2 separate regions of the Mus musculus genome follow, and region 1 is linked to region 2. Evidence: chromatin loops called from intact Hi-C (ENCODE). Cell type or tissue: heart. All regions are shown on one strand. Links, peaks and the distances in the headings refer to the core of each region. The heading gives the core; the rest is flanking DNA.

Region 1 (9,297 bases), core at 746-8,745, 58 kb before region 2:
GAATCTATTTTCATTTTGATAAAACAACCCTCCCCCCCCCAAAAAAGGCTCTATTTTCATAAACCTCAGATTCATCTGTAGGTCATTTAAAAATATTATTCTTTTTCCTTTGAAAACCCAGAGTCTGATCCAGTGTGAGGCCCTGTCCAGCTCCAAACAGCAAAGTCCAGCTGCCTGGCAGGAGGGTGAGGCTGCCATCCTAGGCCATTCACTTACCAGAATCCACAGCCTGGACTCGGACCGGAGAGTCACAGCAGATGGTGAAGCCAAAGCCGTCTTTGCCCCTCCGGATGGTGATCTAGGACATAACCTTGTCCAGTTACTCCAGAGTTTCAAAACTGGGAAGCCTCTAAGCTCCACCCAGAGCCACCTTCCTCTCCACAGGGAGTCAGAGCTGAGAAGGAGTCAGCCAGCCTCCTCTACCTATCTCTGACCCACCATCTTAACCCTGACTTATGCAAAGTCAAGCAGAGAGCAGAATGGATGAGATCAAGGAAAAGGGAAACCCGTTTTCCTCTTGGTCCTAACAGCCCCAACCCTTTACCCAAGAGCCGTCTGGAATTCTACCTCCTCTCCCCACTGAAGACCAGCTTCCTTTCCCACGGAGGTCTTGGGATCTAAGCCCATGGTTTGCCTTGGGCTAAGGACACACACTTTATTTTATTTAGAAATCAAGCCAAGCGGGTGGCCGCCCTCCCTGAGGGCCAGGCAGGAAGATGTAGCATGTTCTCTCTTAGCCCATGGCCAAGTGTCAGCTGAAGAGTGATGGGGTTCACAGGCACGGGCAGAGCCGCAGCCTCCTGGATAAACCTGTACTAGCCACGGGCTTCATTCTGCCTACAAAGGAGTATGGGTGTGGGAGGCCACAGTCTGTTTTCAGAGGTCCGATCAAAGGACCCCCTCCACGCCCGCCCATCTTTGAAAATGATTTAGTGCAGTGGTTCTCAATCTTCCTAATGCTATTAATGCTACTACCCTTTAATACAAGTCTCGGGTTGTGACTCCAACCATAAAATTATTTTTGTTGCTGCTTCGTAACTGCAATTTTGTACTGTCAGGAACTGTAATGTAAATATTTGATATGCAGGATATCTGAGATCTGACCCCTGAGAAAGGGTTAGGGTCGAGACCCACAGGTCAAGAACCGCTGGCTCAGCAGTTAGGTGCATAGACACTGACTCTTGCTAATACTAGCTCTTGGGTTCTATTCCCAGTCTCCAAGTCAGCTCACATTTGCCTATAACTCCAGCTTCGGGGGGAATCCAACACCTCTGACCTACACATGGCCAGGCACACATATAAGCATAGTTTAAAATAAAATTAAAAAAAATTTTTTTAAGACAAAATCTTCCAAAAAACAAAAAGAGCGATTCTGTGTGCAGCATGGCCCACTGGCTCATTCAGATTACTTAGGTCAGAAAAATGGCTTCAAGGGGGAGTCCCAAGATACCCCTAGGGCAGGGAAAGACCAGGGTGAGTCCCAATGAGGCACAAAGAGAAGGTGTCCTGGACAGAGACGGGGAGAGGAGGAAGGCATCTCCGAAAGCCTAGCACAGGTCAGGCAGGGCACAGCCGCATGCAGAGCCTTGAGCTGTCTCTCAGGGCTGGGCACTGTATTCACCTGCTGGTAACCCAAGGCCAGGCATGAGGAAGGGGAGCAGGCGGGAGCCCAGGGTGACCAAAGGTCCCCAGGCTCTGCTTCCCACCAGTCCTGGGCCTGGATTCAAAGCAAGTTTGTAAAACAGGAAATCTGACAGACAAGCGGGGGAGGGGGAGGGAGGCAGGAAAATACCCTATTCCCATAAGAATTCTGGGAAAACACATAGCTAAGACAGGAAGAGAAGGAAAAAAATATGGAAAGAAAGCAAAACAAAGCCGGGAGTGAACGTGGAGAGCTGGAGGGATCTCGAGTTGCCAATCCAGCAGAGGCCCAGAGAAGACAGCAGGAGCCACTCTGTGGGGCTCACAGGGAACTTGGGACCTACCTTCCACACCACACAGGACTACTTCTAGCCCTGCCCCAATCTTATGTCACAGGGCGCTGAGGATGGCCCCTCCTGTCTGGAGGGTAAGCCCCAGATCCTTGGTCTGAAGATAAATGTGGCGCTCTGGCACTCTGGTCCGGCCAGGGCCAGGAGGCTCTTCACCGCCTCCTGAGTGCCACCTCGGAGAACAATCCTACCCCATTGGCTAGCAAAGGAGTGACGGGAAAGGGGCTAGAAAGGAATGAGAGCATTGCCCAGGTCTGTGGGAGGAGCAGGCTGCAATGGAGGCCTCTGAGCACACAGAGTAGTGTCCAAAGAGTCAGTCCTCCAAGACAAGAGTCTGTCCTAGACCCCAAAGAATACGGCTTCAGCAAGCCCATTTTACAGAGAAGGTAAGCAAGGCCCAAAGTGAGGGCATACTCCCCCCAGCGATCCTCTCTGACCTTGGGCTCAAGAAAGGGGACAGCCCTCTCCTGACTCTGGAACCTCAGCAGGTCCTGTCAGGTGCCCTTCCCAGGGTGGCTCTTTCTCTTGCCTGTCAGGGGCAAGCACTGCCGCCCCTCCCGAGTCTCAGCTATGCCAGCACCTGAAGAGTATCTGACGTTCTGTCACACGTGGGCTCCTGTCCCTAACTGCCAGCATTTATTACCTACTCCCTGGAGGTGAGCAGCAGACACAAGACTTTATAGGGGTCACCTTTTCCTCCCACGGGCTTGACCATATGTCACCACTCCTGTTTTAGGGACAAGCGACTGTAAGCTGCTCAATAGATCAGTTAAAGGGGACCACAGTGGGCTAGAGCTCTGGTCCCACAGAAGGTCTAGTATGTTCAATGCTGCCCCGGCGTCGATGTGGGAGCCATCTTACCCTGAGTCCAGCCCATGCGTGTACCAGGTCCCACTCTGGTCACCAGCACATTCCTGTGCCCTGGCCCCTGGTCCCAAGAACACCTGGGATTTCATTACCTCCTATCCGGCGCTCACCCTGTCTTATGTTTATAAACATCTAAATGTTCTTGCCACAGGGACTAACTTCAGGAAAGTAGGGAGCATAGATTGAGGTCAACGGTGCAGGAAAATGTTAGAAAGAACATCTGGGTCCCCAGTGATGGAGGCAGGTGCCGGGGGGGGGGTGGGGGTGGGGGGGAAATGGGCCTCTGCCTGTGACCTATACACTATAGAGTTAAGCTCCAGATTCTAAAGAGGGTCTTCTCTGTATTTTTTACAGTCAGGGCAATTCGTGTGGTCCCTCCATCTTGGACACTACACAAATCTGGATATATTTTACCTTCATCCCTACTCCTGATCCCCATTCCTATGTATAAGAAATAAAAGTGGGCTGGTGAGATGACTCAGCAGGTAAGAGCACTGAGTGCTCTTCAGAAGGTCCTGAGTTCAAATCCCAGCAACCACATGGTGGCTCACAATCACCCGTAATGAGATCTGACACCCCCTTCTGATGAGTCTGAAGTCAGCTACAGTGCACTTATGTATAATAATAAAAAATGAAGCTTTGGGCTGGAGCAAACGGGGCTGACCGTAGCAAGTGGGGTTGGCTGGAGCAAGCAGAGATCCTAAAAAATTCAATTTCCAATAACCACATGAAGGCTCACAACCATCTGTACAGCTACAGTGTACTCACATACATACATAAATAAATAAATCTTAAAAAGAAAGAAAGAAAGAAAGAAAGAAAGAAAGAAAGAAAGAAAGAAAGAAAGAAAGAAAGAAAAGCTAGTTCTAGAAGAGTCTTTGGGGTGAACGTGACCATCACTCCTGACTCTTCCCTGCCTCCCAGCCCAGGAGCTAAGAGACAGATGCAGTGAAGTTGGCCTCCAGAGCCACAGCAATCCCGGAGTCACTTCAAGGCAATGGTGGCAGCCGGGAGGAAAAGATACACATACGCTTACAACACACCTCACCTAGATGCACACACCAGTACACACAAGGGACATCATGGGTACCGCTGCCCACCAGAAACAGGAAAGTCAGCAAAACTGCAGCTTTCGGGAGTCCCTTAGCCCCCCAGCCCAAACCCAGCACCACTAATCTCAGACCTGACATGGCGCTTTTTTTATTCCAATCACCTCCTCCTAGATAATAAAAGCAAAAGCAAAAACCAAGCAGCAACAGCTAACTCATCTCATCAAGGATCCCAGGCAGTGGATAGGAAAACACTCAGAACTGGCCTCAGCTGCCTATAACCCGGGGCAGTAGGTAGCAGGCTGGGCCATGGGACCAACCCCTGTCTCTAATGTGCCTGCAGGGAACAGGGGGAGGCATAGATGGGCTTGTGGAGAGAGAGATTCTATATGGATGAGCCCCATCCCTGATTCCCACTATCACAGTACCCAGGGGATCAAGCACCCACCTGCCGGTAGCGGCGTTCTGAACACACTTTGCAGAGCCCATTGAAGCGGTTCATGGCTGCGGATCCTGCCTCGGCTGCCTCCCCATGAAAACCCAGCTCTCCCCCCCCAGTAGCGGGAGCCCACACTGCACCCTGTCAGCCTGGCATGACCGCCCTGGGAAGCCCGCCTCTCAGAAGAATGGCAGGAAATCACCTCTCACCTCCCCGGGCCCTGTCTGTGCTGTGTGCCTCTGCAGATAAGCCCGAAGGCTTCCTGAAACCTCAGAATGACAAGGAAGAGGGAGAGTTTTATATTAAAATTCCTGTCAACTAGTTAGTATTCCTCGGGCCTGGCTGGCGGGGAGAGGGCGCCTTTGTTCTGGCTGCATTCTCTGCCCTGGGACGCTCTGTGAGAGCAGTGTTCTCACAAACAGCCCTGACTGCCTGCTGGAGGGAAACTCAAGCAGAAAACACACCCTGTTCTGTAACAGCACACCTCCTTGTGAGTCCCAGGGTCCAAAATCCAGTAGACCAGCCCAATGGGGACAATCCAGGATGCTGTGAACACTATACCCATAAACAACCCATCTTAAGTCAGGGCATTCGAAACATCTGGAGGCTGATGGACACTCAGGAGCTACTTAAGAGTCAGCTTCTGAATTCACAATAGACAGGCTATGCGAAGGAAATGATGGCACGCAGACCAAATGGTCAAATGTGCAAATGGGCTCCCAGCCACGGGGCACCTGACTCCACATCGTAACAACAAAGAAGGGGAGGCCTAGAGAGGTTACAGTCAAATGCCAGGTTAGGACCCAGGCCTGCAGTCAGTACCTTGACATCCCAGGATCAGTTCTCGTGGGTAGCACAGCATGAACCCAAGCCCCTCTGCCCTCCTAGGAGACCCCCAGAAAAGCCCACCTGCTCACTCATGTAGTTAGAACAGAGGCTGTGCCTTGGTTTGATTGCTGAGTGACCCTGGGCAGGTGACCTACACCTCAAGGTCTTTCAAATGGAGGATTTGAATAAGTGACCTCTCACTTCCCCACACCTCTGCCAGTCACTGTCTCTGCTGAGCACTGTGGACATCATCAGGTGCACAAACCCCCAAATCCAACTCAGAACAGTGTCCTCGGGGACATGGGACAGTAGACAGGAATCTAACACAAAGCAGGTCTTTCATGGGCCACCTAGAGACCTGCAACGCAGGTATCCAAGTCATTCCCACATATTCCTAGGGTGGGCCCATAGTTACTCTCTCCACACAGAGAGTGGGGAGATCTTTGGAGCTATCCCTGGAGCTAGAGGAAGCCTCTAGACTCCTAGTGAAGCCATAAAAAACACATCTGGCAGATTATCCAAGCACTATAAGAGAGGCTGGATGTTTGCACAGGACACGCTGACGTTACCTAACACGAACTAGAAGCTGTGGCTCTGTTCCTCAGCTCTGCTTGCTCCAGCCAGGTGCTCAGAAGCTGCAGGCGGCAGGCAGCTACTGTGATGGCCAGTGATATGTTGAACTGTATGTTCCACAAGGGAGTGAGCCAAGGCTCTGTCCAGAACCCAGCAGCAGGCTGGGGTCGGCACAGGTGTAAACCACCCCATAGTGTCCAAGGGATTGGATGAACGGGTGCACAATAGCACCCAAGGGGTTAACTGCAATACAAGAGGTCAAGGAGCACTGACATCTCAGGTCTCCTTGGTGAGGACACACTCCAGAGACCGTGTGGCATGGTGCCCAGAAGAGATAAAGAGGCTCTGCCAATCTCTTGCTGGCTGAGTGGCCACAGTGACATAACACCTAAGATCTATATGTCCTCTTATCTGTAAGGTGGGGTGGTGACAGCCACCTCACAGGAGGTGATGAGAGTTAGATCACAATCTCACCCCAGGGGCTGATTGATCGTAGAGAGTTTGATTTTCCTTCTCCTACTAAAGAAAACCGTGAGTCACCATGACAGGTTCTCCAAAGAGATGGAGTTAACTTTGGACAATTCACCCAAATCCCTGTATGACGTTCCTCTCCAGATTCACAGCTGGTAGGAAGCCAGAAACCCGTCACTTTCTGATTCAGAGTTACGGCTGCTTCTTAGCCCCAGCAGGCTTAACCTGTGAAGGTGCCATGGTTCTCAGAGACAGAGAAGTTCTGGGGACCTGAGGGAAGGGAGGATTCTATTTCTAGAGGCAAAAAAGAAGAAAGGGGGGAGGGAGAGAGAAAGAAAAGAAAAGAAAAGAAGAGAAGAGAAGAGAAGAGAAGAGAAGAGAAGAGAAGAGAAGAGAAGAGAAGAGAAGAGAAAAAAGAAAAAGAGAAAAGGAAAGGAAAGGAAAGTGAAGGGAAGAGGAGAGGGGAGGGGAAGGGAAGGGAAGGGAAGGAGAGAAAAGGAGAGAAAAGAAAAGAAAACTCAGAAAGATCCAGTCACCTACATTTCCTGGCTCTCTCCCATCCCTGCAAAGGTCACGAATGACCAAGACCTATGTACAGGGCAATTTCCAATGCCACACCTTAGGAAAGTTAAGAACTCTCTTTCACAAGGCATGACTTGCTGTGTTCCAAATCCCAAGCTGCCCTCTTTCACGGTCACTTCCAGAACCAAGAGGCTGACAAAGAGGAGAACCACCAGAGACCCTGGAGCCATGCTCAGGTTCTACCAGCCCCAGCCAGGAGTGTGCCCACCTACCTGGAGTTTCTCCCCGTTCTCAGGGTCCCCCTCTCCTGGCATTCTCAACAGCATGTCTAGAAGATAATAGAGCTGAGTCAGAAAGCTCCTACTGGCATGAGGGCCCAAGCACAAACCGACCATGGGTGAGACTGTCGGGACAATTCCTGCCTTCCAGGATAGGAGGATGCCAAGGCTCAGAGCAAACAGAGGCTTGAGAGCCAGGGCTGTGAGGGAAAGAACAGTACCGAAGGAACATGTAATCCAAGCCCGGAGTCTCAGGGCCATGGCAGGCCCTAGAAACATGCGTGCCTATGGTGGTGGGGTTCTAATGGTCAGCAAGGTGCCACGGGGATGGGGGGCTTCTGAGACATAGAGTCTGGGAAGGAGAATTTTGGGAAGTCCTGAAGCTTCTGTGAGTGGAGCAGGGGACTGATCTGTGTGAAGCGAGGTGGCACAAACTCAAAGTCTATCATATGGTCAGGAGTAGCCTGCAATCTTATAGGCACTGGCAAGAAATGCCAGAGAGGCAGAGGTTAATGCCTCACTCAGTCAGGGTCAGGGAGCTTCGAAGGGCTTGTACACACCTCTCAGGGGCTGGAGCCGCCGCCTAGCCACCTTGAGGTGCTTGGTCCGACCCAGGTCCTCCCCTAGCAGATAGTACCAGCCACTGATCTCCTGTCGTGAGAGAAGGAAAGATATGATCAGTCCAGAGAAGCAGAAGGCACAGGTCAAGCTACCACTAACCCTTCAAAAACAGACAAACAAACAAACACCTGCAGCTGGCCATTATTCCCCCAAAGCAGATGGTTCAGCCTCCGTGCCCCAAGGTTGCCATTTACACCTTCAGGAAGCCTTCCCTGATTTTCTGGACGGAAGTGATCCTCCCTTAGCCTCTTATGCCTGGACAGTTACGGGCTTTGCCTCCTGCCTCCCTCCTGCCTCCTGCCTCCTGCCTCCTGCCTCCTGCCTCCTGCCTCCTGCCTCCTGCCTCCTGCCTCCTGCCTCCTGCCTCCTGCCTCCTGCCTCCTGCCTGCAGCCAGACTCTTTGACCTACCTAATATTGAGCCTGGTAAACAGTAGGTGCTCATTAAATATCTGTTTACAGAACAAAAGGGAAAGAGTGAAGAACAGTGGAGAGGCCACAAAAGCAGATACTCAAGACCCCTGTGCAGTCTCCATGAGCAGCACCTTTCTGAGGAGACCAAAGCCACAGCTATGGCCGGGAGATCAAGAGAACCCGCACAGGAGCCATCTCTTGACATCATTCCAGGACACAAAGCTGCGTGGTAGGGTCTCAAAATGGGCCACAAGGACATTTTCAAGATGTGCAAAAGCCATGTACCCCTCCCGACTCCTAAGCTTTTAGTTTGGGGCTGCAGAGCCAAGTAAGGCCAGCTAAGTGACAGTGATGCAAAGAAGAGAATCCTGAGCCTGTGTCCTCAGCCAGCCTAAGAGGACTGCAATCAGTGTCAGTGCTTTCTAGCCCCATCCAAGCGTCTCCTGAGCCCAGAAGACAGATCAAGAGGACCCTTTATGGCATCCTGGCATCTGCCAGACTCAGCACTTCCTAGGGAGCCTAGGGGCTGCCAAACTCCCCTCTGTAAGGGAACCCAAACCCTCAGCCAGGCCAGTGACAACAGCAGCCTGTAATTTAGACTACCAACATCTACCTCAGTGGGACACAACATCACAGAGAGCAGCTCAAGCCAAGCATTTCCAGGGTCAACGTGACTATACCAGCCAGGGCCTTGGTGGGCTATTGCTTCAGGAGCTTCCCAGCAACTCACCTTGTCCGGAGTCAAGAGAGACCTCACCCCAAAGCTCATGCAGCCAATAAGCGTATGCTGCCTGGAAGGAGAGCAGAGAGTGAGTCTCCCACGGTCTGTTCAAGGAAGTCAAAGGTTCCACAGTCTACGCGTGGCTTCCTAAGAGCACCTCCGCCTGCTTCAGTTCCTTCCTTCTTCCCACTTTGTGAGGTGGGCAGAGAAGTTCTACTCAGTCTCTAGAGGAAAGCACCAAGCTTGCTCGGTCCCCTTCCCAAGGTCACAGAATACTTAGTATTGACTTCGGTCCCCTTCCCAAGGTCACAGAATACTTAGTATTTATTAGTCAGGTCCGAGAAAACCTGAGCAGATGCTGCACTCTCTGATGCCATGGGAGCTCAGGCTACCTTGAGGAGGTTAGCTGTCCTAGTGCTGGCTAGGTGGAGAGGGTTGTCCCCATCAGAGATTCTTAGCCACCACCTCAGCTGGGGACATGCAGTAAGCAGAAAGTTATGGGGCCTCCACTCACACAGCCTTGCC
Region 2 (9,297 bases), core at 570-8,569:
TTAGCACCTGCCACAAACTGGGGTGAGGGCAGGGCGAGCGGGTGGGTGGCTAAATCTTGCCAGGAATTTCAATTCTACAACCAGCATTCAAGACATAGATTGTGAATAGCCACAATTGCCCTAAAATAATCCCTATGTCACTCATAAAATCACATGGCATTACAAATGGAAAGGGGACTGGTGAATTTCCCTCCCCCCATCTTGGCCTCCCTTTGGAGGCACTTGGAGCAGGGGAACTGGGACAGCTTCTATTAGCTGCAATTGTCCTGTCAGCTCTGCGTGTCTTCTCTTTACGTTTGTGCTTTTTTTGTTTGTTTTTCGTTTTTTGTTTTTAGCCCCACACACTGAGTTTCCACAGGGAAATGCAGCCTTCACTGGACCACATAAAGGCTTGATGGATGAATTCTTCCTTCCTCCGACTGGCTCCTCCTCCACTTGACTTTGACTCTGCCAGAGACAGCACCTGGTGGAATCTGGCTGAAAGCACTGGCTCTTCCCTCTCCTCCATTCCTTCCCATCTTCACTGTTCAGTCCGTGTCTTCTCAGACTCCCTACAAGTCAAGTGACACCCACTAGTCCAGGCCCCAAGCACCTCCCACCCTAACTTCCAGGAAAGCCTCCTGCTCAGTCTCCCTGGTCCCTCCACAGCTTCACATGGCCACTGGATCAAGATTTTCTGAAACAGTAATTCAGTCTTATCAAGAGCAGTCACTGGTTATCCATTGGCTATCCACTAGCATCTAGGGCCTGTACAAGCTAGACCCAAGCATTCTTCCACCCTACCTCGTACTCTTTCCCAGAAGAATTCTACTCCTTGCCTATTGTCCAAATCTATCCGGTCATCCCTTTCCACCTCAAATGCCACCCACAGTGAAAATGGAAACACAGTTTCAAACGATGACATCCTGGCTGACCTTTCTCACCAGCACAGCTCCACTTTTGTGTGTTGTATCTTACCCTGCTAGCTCCCGAAAAGAACTGGGGGCTGGCGAGATGGCTCAGCAGTTAGGAGCACTGGCTGCTCTTCCAGAGTCCCAGCACCCACATGGTGGCTCACAACTGTCTGTCACTCCAGTTCCAGCGCCAATTCTGCCCTTTTTGGGCACCAGGAATGCACATGTGGCACAGATATACATGCACGAAAATACTCAAATACATTAATTTTTTAATTAAAAAAAAAAAGGAAGAGAATTGCTGAACATGGTGACGTATGCCTTTAATCCAGCACTAGGAAAACAAAGGTGGGCAGATATCTGTGAGTTTGAAACCAGCCTGGTCAACACAAGGAGTCCCAGAACAACCAGAGCTACATAGTTTCCTAACTTCGAGGAAAGCCTCATGCTCAGGCTCCCTGGTCCCTCCACAGCTTCACATGGCCACTGGATCAAAATTAAAAAAAAAAAAAAAATCACAGGGCTAGAGAGATGGCTCAGTGGTTAAAAGCAATGACTGCTCTTCCAAAAGTCCTGAGTTCAATTCCCAGAAGCCACATGGTGGCTCACAACCATCTGTAATGGGATCTGATTGATGCCCTCTTCTGGAGTGTCTGAAGACAGCTACAATATACACACATACATGAAATAAATACAAATAAATCTTTAAAATAATAATAGGAATATAGAAATAAAGGAAGGAAGAACAAGTGAACAAAAGAAAGAAGACATGTTAGATGTGCATTTCACTAATTCACTCTTCACCCTGCATTCCTGGGCCCTCACAATGCCAGGCACTCCCCCCAAGTGTGGAGACACGCTGTGACACACTCAGAGCTCACAGTCTGGCAGTAGAGGGTAGCAAGAGCAAGCTGTGGCCCACCTGCCCCATAGAGGCCACGAGAAGAGAATGAAAGGGGGGACTCACTCTTACAGGTCCAGCTGGGGAAAGGCTTATTTCCAAGTTGGGGAACATGTAAGCCGAGACCTAAGAATGAACAGAAAATAGCCAAACAGGAAGGAAAAAAAGAATGTTCCAGGTTGAATGGAAAGTCCCGAAAAAATTTTAAGTCTGAAAATAGCACAGGACACGGCTCATTAGAAGAAGTCAAAATAAAAGCAGCCATGGTGGGAGCATACGGAGTAAAGAGGGAGCAGGCAAATGGGATAAAGCCAGTCCAGGTGGCTGTGCCCTGCGACGCTCATAAACCCAATGAAAGAGGCTGTGCTGATCTCCGGGCAAGGGACGGCTTTAGGGAAAGATGTAATACTTTCATGTTGGAAGGTGAGTGAAGGGGAGGAGGCAGTCTGTGTGGAGAACAAGGCTAGACTCAGATCAGGGAAATAGCCGAGGCATCAGAGTAGAGTGGGAGGGAGGGTGTGGACGATATGGCTAATGTGATTTGGTACTGATCTCGGAGGTGCTAAGACAAGGCGAGATGATGAGACCAGAGATGCTCACATAACCTGGACCAGTGCTTTTCCCACAGCAGTCGCTCAGCTGATCACTGTGCAGTGGAGGCTGGTGGGTAAGAAGGCTCCGTGGCTGAACGTGTGTGCTGTGCACTTGTGAGGATCTCACCACCCACAGGACAAGCCAGACTTCTCGCAGATGCCTGTAACTCCAGCTCCGAAGGATTTAATGCCCTCTTCTGGCATCCGCAAGTGCTCCAGTGCACTCACATGCGCACATACTCATCCAACCAGACACATGCACACACACACACACACACACACACACACACACACACAATCTTTACAACGATATTTATACCATAAATGACTTTACAACGAACCAGTGAATGAGAGGCAGAGAAAATTAACAGATAACTTTTCGTAATCCCTTCCAAGGCAGAAATACCTTTATACACTGTACAGACTCAAGAAAGAAGTCAAGAATGGTTTGAGACAGGATCTTGCTATGTAGCCCAGCCTGGCTTCAAACTAGAAATTCTGTCTCCAACTTCTGAGTGCTGGAATTATAGGTGTACTCCACCAAACTACACTCTACTGCTATTTTAGATATATTTTATATCTGTAAGTGCTTTGCCTGCACGTGTCTGTGCATGCAGCGCATGGCATCCAGAAGAGGCCGTCAGATCCCCTACAAATGGACTGACAGACAGTCATGAGGAGCATGTAGGTGCCAGTCCTCTGGAAGAGCAAAAAGCTCTTCACTGCTGTGCCATCTCTCCAGCCCCCTTTCTATGTAGTTCGTTTTCTGTCTCTGTGTAGGTACACATTTGCCACTGTGTGTGTGTGTGTGTGTGTGTGTGTGTGTGTGTGTGTGTGTGTGTGTGTGTAGGTCAGACTACGGTAATCCACAAAGATCAATTCTCTGCTTCCATCATGTGGGTCCTGGAGACTGAACCTAAGTTATCAAGCTTGGTAATAAATGCCTTTACCCACTGAGCCGTCCCACCAGCCCATTTCCTGTTTTTTAAAAGCATGTGTGACTTAGTCAAGATACACACAGGCTCCCTGATAGTATCACACACCTACGATTCAAGCCCTTGAGAAGCAGAGGCAAAGACAATCTCAAACTAGAGGCTGGGCTAGGCTATATGTAAGACTGTTTCAAATGTTTTGCAAGTACACATAGACTTGGTTCTTTGTTTTCCTTTCTTCCTTTTGGTGCTAGGACTTAAACCCCGGCCAAGCAACATTACTCACACGGAGAGAGACAGACAGAGACAGACAGAGAGACACAGAGAGACAGAGAGAGTCAGAGGGAGGAAGGGAGGGAGAGACAGACAGATTCAAACAGAGAGAGGAGAGATTCGGAGGGAGGGAGGGTGGGAGAGAGAGAGACAGAGAGAGAGAGAGAGAGAGAGAGAGAGAGAGAGAATGAAAAACAGTATTAGTGCCTTAGGCTGCCTTTGGTATTTTCACCTCCCTGAGTCTGTCCTAATGATGTCAGGTCATCAATAGCTTTCAACTTCCCCAATTCAAAGCCTCTGGACTACAGAATTCCACATATTCTTGAAAGGGTGCTTTCAGTAATAATCTAAACTATTGAGATAGTCCATTCATTCGTCAGCCTCCTATTTGTCATTTGTAACCTGGTGTTGTAACCATGACAACAGGCTCAGCATCAAGGAGCTACCAGTCCCCTCAAGCATTTAAATTGGACTCTGTATACAAATTAGAAAACGTATCTTCTCCATTTAGTAACTGAAAATGTCTTTGTTGTACAGACACTGGCCGCAAAAGGTGTTGTTTTCATGACGTAATACCACCACCTAGTGGTTGCAACTGTCAAGACAGAGTGCTCAGGAGATTTCCTCTGCAGAGCTCTATTTCCAGGAAGTAACTTTCTACCACTTGAACCCTTCTTCTTTTTCAAGGTAATAAGAAAACTGGGTCAGTTGTGTTGGTTAATTTTCATCAACTTGACATAAACTAGAGTTATTTGGAAAGAGGAGTCTCAATTGAGAAAACACTTCCACCAGATTGCTGGTAGGCTAGCCCATAGGGCATTCTCTTAATTACTGATTGATGTTGGAGGGTTCAGCCCAGCCCTCTGTGGGTCTTGACAGCCTTGGACAGGTGGTCCTTGTGTCTTAGTTAGGGTTTCAGTGTTGTTAAGATACACCATGACTTTGGCAACTCTTATAAAGGACAGCATTTGATTGGGGCCGGCTCACAGGTTCAGAGGAGTTGTATAAGAAAGCTGGCTGAGCAAGCCAGGAGGAACAAGCCAGAAAACAGCCCTTCCCCACAGCCTCTGCCTCAATTCCTGCCTCCAGATTCCTGTCTAGTCAGTGATGGACAGTTACCTGCAAGTGTCTGTAATCCCAGCCCTTAAGAGACTGAGGCAGGAGGGACGCCATGATTTTGAAGCAATGCAGGGCTGCAGAGAGAGCCCCTGCTTCAAACCAACAACAAAAGGTAAATGAAGAGTTAGTTTCCTCTCTAACATGGGTTCTCAACCTTCCTAATGCCGAGACTCTTTAATACAGCTCCTCATGTTGTGGTGACCCCAACCATAACATTATTTCACTGCTACGTCATAATTATCACTTTGTTATTATTAGAAATCATAATGTAAATATCTGGTCGATAGGATATCTAATATACGACCCTTGTTCCAGGGTCATTCAACCTCCAAAGGGGTCGTGACCACAGGTTGAGAACCACCGATGCTGTAACGCATAACAGTACTCTGGTATTAAATAAACATTTGTTAATGCATAACAGAAGAACACAGTAGTTTCATAATCTGGTACTTCATGGCAACAAAAAGAAAAAAATTCTTTCAGATTCCCTTTGGCTCCAAAGGGCCTCTAATCATTTCCATCTAAAGGCCGGGGATATTTCTGTCCCTAATCTAGCAAGAAATTCTTTTAGGCATATTTGAATTAAACTGATTTTTTTAAGGGTCACTGGTGAAACCCTGACCCCTCCCCACCAAACTCAGTGCATCTTCTATAATTCAAAAATGAAAAACAGACTCTGTGGCCCCTGTGGCTAGGACAACACCCAAGCTGGACTCTGGCTCCAAGAGACAGTGTGGACCTAGGCTACAGGTGTATACAATGACCGCACACACAGATAAGCCTGGGCTATGTGTCACCAGGCTATGTGTCACCAGGAAGCACCATCCAAAACCAAAGCGAACTAAACCAAGTGGCCTCCTTCAAGCAGGGGCCAGAGAGTGGCACATGGCAGAGGTAGAGGACTGGTGACTACTTTCTTGGAAATATTAGCCTCTCACGACCATGTTTCAGGAGACTCGACTTCAAGTTCCCCTGTCAAATTATCAAAGCTAATCTCCAAGCTCAGAGTCTTACTTCAGCTTCCCAAAGCCCCGGGTGACAGGAAGTGTCAGTTAGCAGCAGTTACCTGGACCCTCCTTGGTCAGAACACTGCGAGGCTGAGGCAGGGGCTCTAACAGGATGCTACCCCCTTTGTCATTTCTTGTTTATATTGCTTTCTCCTTCCTTTCTGCTTTAGGGTGCCCCATCTCAGTTTACTTTAAAGAGCCAGAGAGCACTCACAGGCACTGTGGGGCAATCAACTGCTGACATTTTTTTGCAGAATGGAGTAGAGTTCGTTGCCTTCTGCATATGCGCTTGTATACTCTTAGACGAGTGAAGTTCTCAACCTTGGTCAAAGAAGCCTTTCTCCGCTATGGGTGATGGTCAAAGTGTGGGCTCATAACTAGTCACCGTACTGGGAACAGACGCTGAGTGCTTGGTCCCAGATGGGACATCTATGACACTTGCTCCAAGTCCCAGGGACGTCATCCAAAAGGGAGTAGATGGACTGTGAAGACCAAAGGATAGAGAAGAGGGGCCACTGCCCTCCTGACAAGATGTGGCCGTTTCGATCATGAGCACAGGGCAGCTGTGATGCCTGCATGGGGCACAAGTGATGTCATGCAGTGTTGAAGAAAAGAATGGGAGACGGCAGATTTGGCTTTCTCCTTTGGTCTGTTTTGAGACCATGTTTAATCTGCCCTTCCAATTAAAGTATATGTAGGATAACAAAATAATTGAAGAGGAAAAGTATTTCTTCAAAGATATCTCAGGCACAGTCCGAAGTTCCACTACCCAGGATCAGAGAGGAAGTGGGAAGGAGACCAGTTTGTCACAGTGTGTTATATACAAATATGATGTCAGTTTTTGGAAAAAAAAAAAAAAAAAAAAAAAAACAAGGTGAGGGGAGTCCAGAGCTGGAGAGGTGTCTCAATGGTTAAGAACACTTGCTGCTCAGTTCACAGCACCCACGTGGTGATTCACAGTTCCAGGAAATCTGATGCCCTCTCTGGCTTCCATGGGTACCAGGGATGTCTATAATATACATATGTACATGCAGGCAAACATCCATACATAATATTAAAATAACTCTTTTACCAAAAAAAAAATGTAAAGAGGGAGTCAGAGAAGGACCCAGATACAGAGGACAAGCAAGCATCGTTCGGCGCTGAACCTGGTTCTTCTGTTCTTCTCGGCCTTCGATCTTGAGTAACTCCCTTCATCTACTTCACGTCAGCCCTGTATTCTGAGCCTTCTCTGTAAAATGAAGACAACACACATCTATCCATAGGATTGGCCAAGGAACCACCCGAAATAGTATGTGGGTTGTTCACCCATCATTAAGGCAAGCATGCTACATGGCTTGCATACCTCACGTAATCCTCCTCACGTAATCCCAGATTCTCTCTGTGGTTCTCCTCATTTGAGGACTGGATATGAAAGGAATGGAATGGGCTCCAGACTGGAAACAGGTTTTACACCTTTGAAAACAGTGCTGATGACAAGCATCTTCCTACTCAAGATGTCGTGATGCAAAAGGAAACTTTGCACTCATCGGGAGGACTGAGGGGCCAGGAGGTGGCTCAGCAGATAAAAAGTGCTTGTCACACAAGCTTAATGATCTGAGTCCATTCCCCAGAACTCATATAAAAGGCACACGAGGTGTATGCATCTGTCGTATGGGCATTCTCACTGTGAGGGAGGGGGAGAGAGGAGAGTCTGAATCTCAAGGGCGAGCTCGGCAGAAGTTCTCCGGAGTGGCAGAAAGAAGAGAAACCTCAACTCGACAAGGTTTAAGGCAAGAATCAACTCGCACAGATTGTCCTCTGACCTCCAGATTTCCACAGTGTCCGCACACACACACACACACAAAGTGTGCACACACAATTTTTTAGACTATAAAGACTACTGTAGTTTCTGAGAGTTGTTTCACCAAGTATTTGGGTCTTGAAGAACAAAACAAAAACCAAACAAGACCCCACAAATATTAGGCCTTCTATTCTGAGTATGAAATTAAGTAAAATTAAGTAAAAATGGGCACCACTCTACCCCACCCCGACTCCCCACCCTGGGAAATTGGGTTGTGCCTGGCGACAAGTCTTGAGGTAGGCTAAAAAGTGGAAACAGTAATAAAATTCAGCCCACAAAGAAAACATTCTACAGCATTCACTCAAGAACTAGCTATTTTCAGGAAAACAGCCCACATAAGAGCTCTTTGATTTCTTCTGCTGTGAAAGTTCAGCTAAATATAGCACAAGCTAGTAACATGGTGACATCATGCAGTGTTGAAGGAAAGAATGGGAGGTGGTAAATTTGGCTTTCTCCCTCGGTCTGTTTTGAGACCATGTTTGATGCATTCTTCTAATCAAACTGTACTTAGGTTAAGGAAATAATTGATGAGGGTAAGTTTCTCTTCAAAGATCTAAGACTTGGCCCAGAGTTCCTCTGTGACACAGGATCTAAGGGGCTCCACCGTTCTCCAGTGAGTCTTTGAGAATATCATAGAGGCATACAGCAAAGAGACACTTACACCACAGGCTAAATGGATCAACAGTTACGTGCACTATTGCTCTTATAAAGGGGGTGGGGGATGGCTGGAGAGATGGCTCAGTCATTGAGAGCGCTGGATACTCTTCCAGAGGTCCTGAGTTCAATTCCCAGGCACCACATGGTAGCTTATGATCATCTATAATGGTATCTAATGCCCTCTTCTGGCATGCAAGTCACAGGTGTACATGCAGATAGAATATGCATGCATATACGATAAATGAAATAAATCTTTAAAACAAAACAGGTTTTGGCACCCACATGACAGCTCCATTTCCACAGGATCTGATCCTCTCTTCTGACCTCAGTGGGCACCAGGCATGCACATGGTACATAGATACCCGTGTAGGCAAAACAGTATATATACTTGGAATAAACTAAATAAACATTTTAGAAAAAGAGGATGGAGAAATTTTTTTTCATGAAAATATACAAAAGTGGACAGGCAAGATAGTTCAGTGGGTATAGGCACTTGCTGCCAAGTCTGACAACTCAAGTTTGAACCCAGAGCCCCTCATGGTGAAGGAGAGAACCAAATCTCACAAACCTTTGACCTATACTCAAGTGCCACATGTGCGTGCACACACGTGCACACACACACACACACACACACACACTGGTGTATTTTTAAAAGTATTTCCTTTTTTAAAAATTGTTCATTTTTATTTTATGTGCATTGGTGTTTTGCCTGCATGTATGTGTATGAGGATGTTGGTTCCCCCTGGAACTGGAGTTACAGACAGTTGTAGGCTACCATGTAGGTGCTGGGACTGGAACCCAAGTCCTTTGGAAAAAACAGCAATACTTTTAACCACTGAGCCATCTCTCCAGCTCATTTGGTTGTTCATTTATTTGTTATTTACCTATTTATTTATTTACTTATTTGCATGTATGAGTGGTTGGTCTGCATGTATGCCTACATGTCAGAAGATGGCATCAGGTCCCATTCTAGGTGGTTGTGAGGCCCATGTGAACTCAGGTCCAGTCAGTGTTCTTAATCTCTGAGCCATCTCTCCAGCCCTCCTTCCTTCCTTCCTTCCTTTCTCTCTCTCTCTTTC

What was found. A loop is a pair of places that touch in the nucleus more often than their neighbours do. Peaks named below come from ENCODE experiments on the same cell type or tissue, not always from the same donor. Only the 100,000 strongest peaks of a DNase experiment are listed, where the experiment ranks them.
Region 1: a loop joins it to region 2, with 3 times the contacts of the local background. A loop is called at or near these places in 8 of 42 quality-filtered maps.

What each region holds. Positions count from the first base shown.
Region 1 is chr4:62,614,846-62,624,142 of GRCm38, reverse strand. Rgs3 (regulator of G-protein signaling 3) reads right to left here and starts at 4,471. Exons shown (of 16, transcript NM_134257.3): 1 at 4,356-4,471; 2 at 217-298. The coding sequence starts at 4,409. In heart, for the core only: CTCF peaks have their summits at 1,618 and 4,681; DNase peaks (open chromatin) are centred at 1,692, 2,102, 4,552, 5,902 and 2 weaker places; H3K4me3 peaks cover 4,062 bases; H3K27ac peaks cover 6,188 bases; H3K27me3 peaks cover 5,118 bases.
Region 2 is chr4:62,556,311-62,565,607 of GRCm38, reverse strand. It overlaps a transcript of Rgs3 not described here. Among named protein-coding and RNA genes, the nearest start is that of 4933430I17Rik, 35 kb to the right of the region's middle. In heart, for the core only: a CTCF peak has its summit at 4,180 (motif pointing left); no DNase peak of the experiment used is centred there; H3K27ac peaks cover 1,731 bases; H3K27me3 peaks cover 5,982 bases.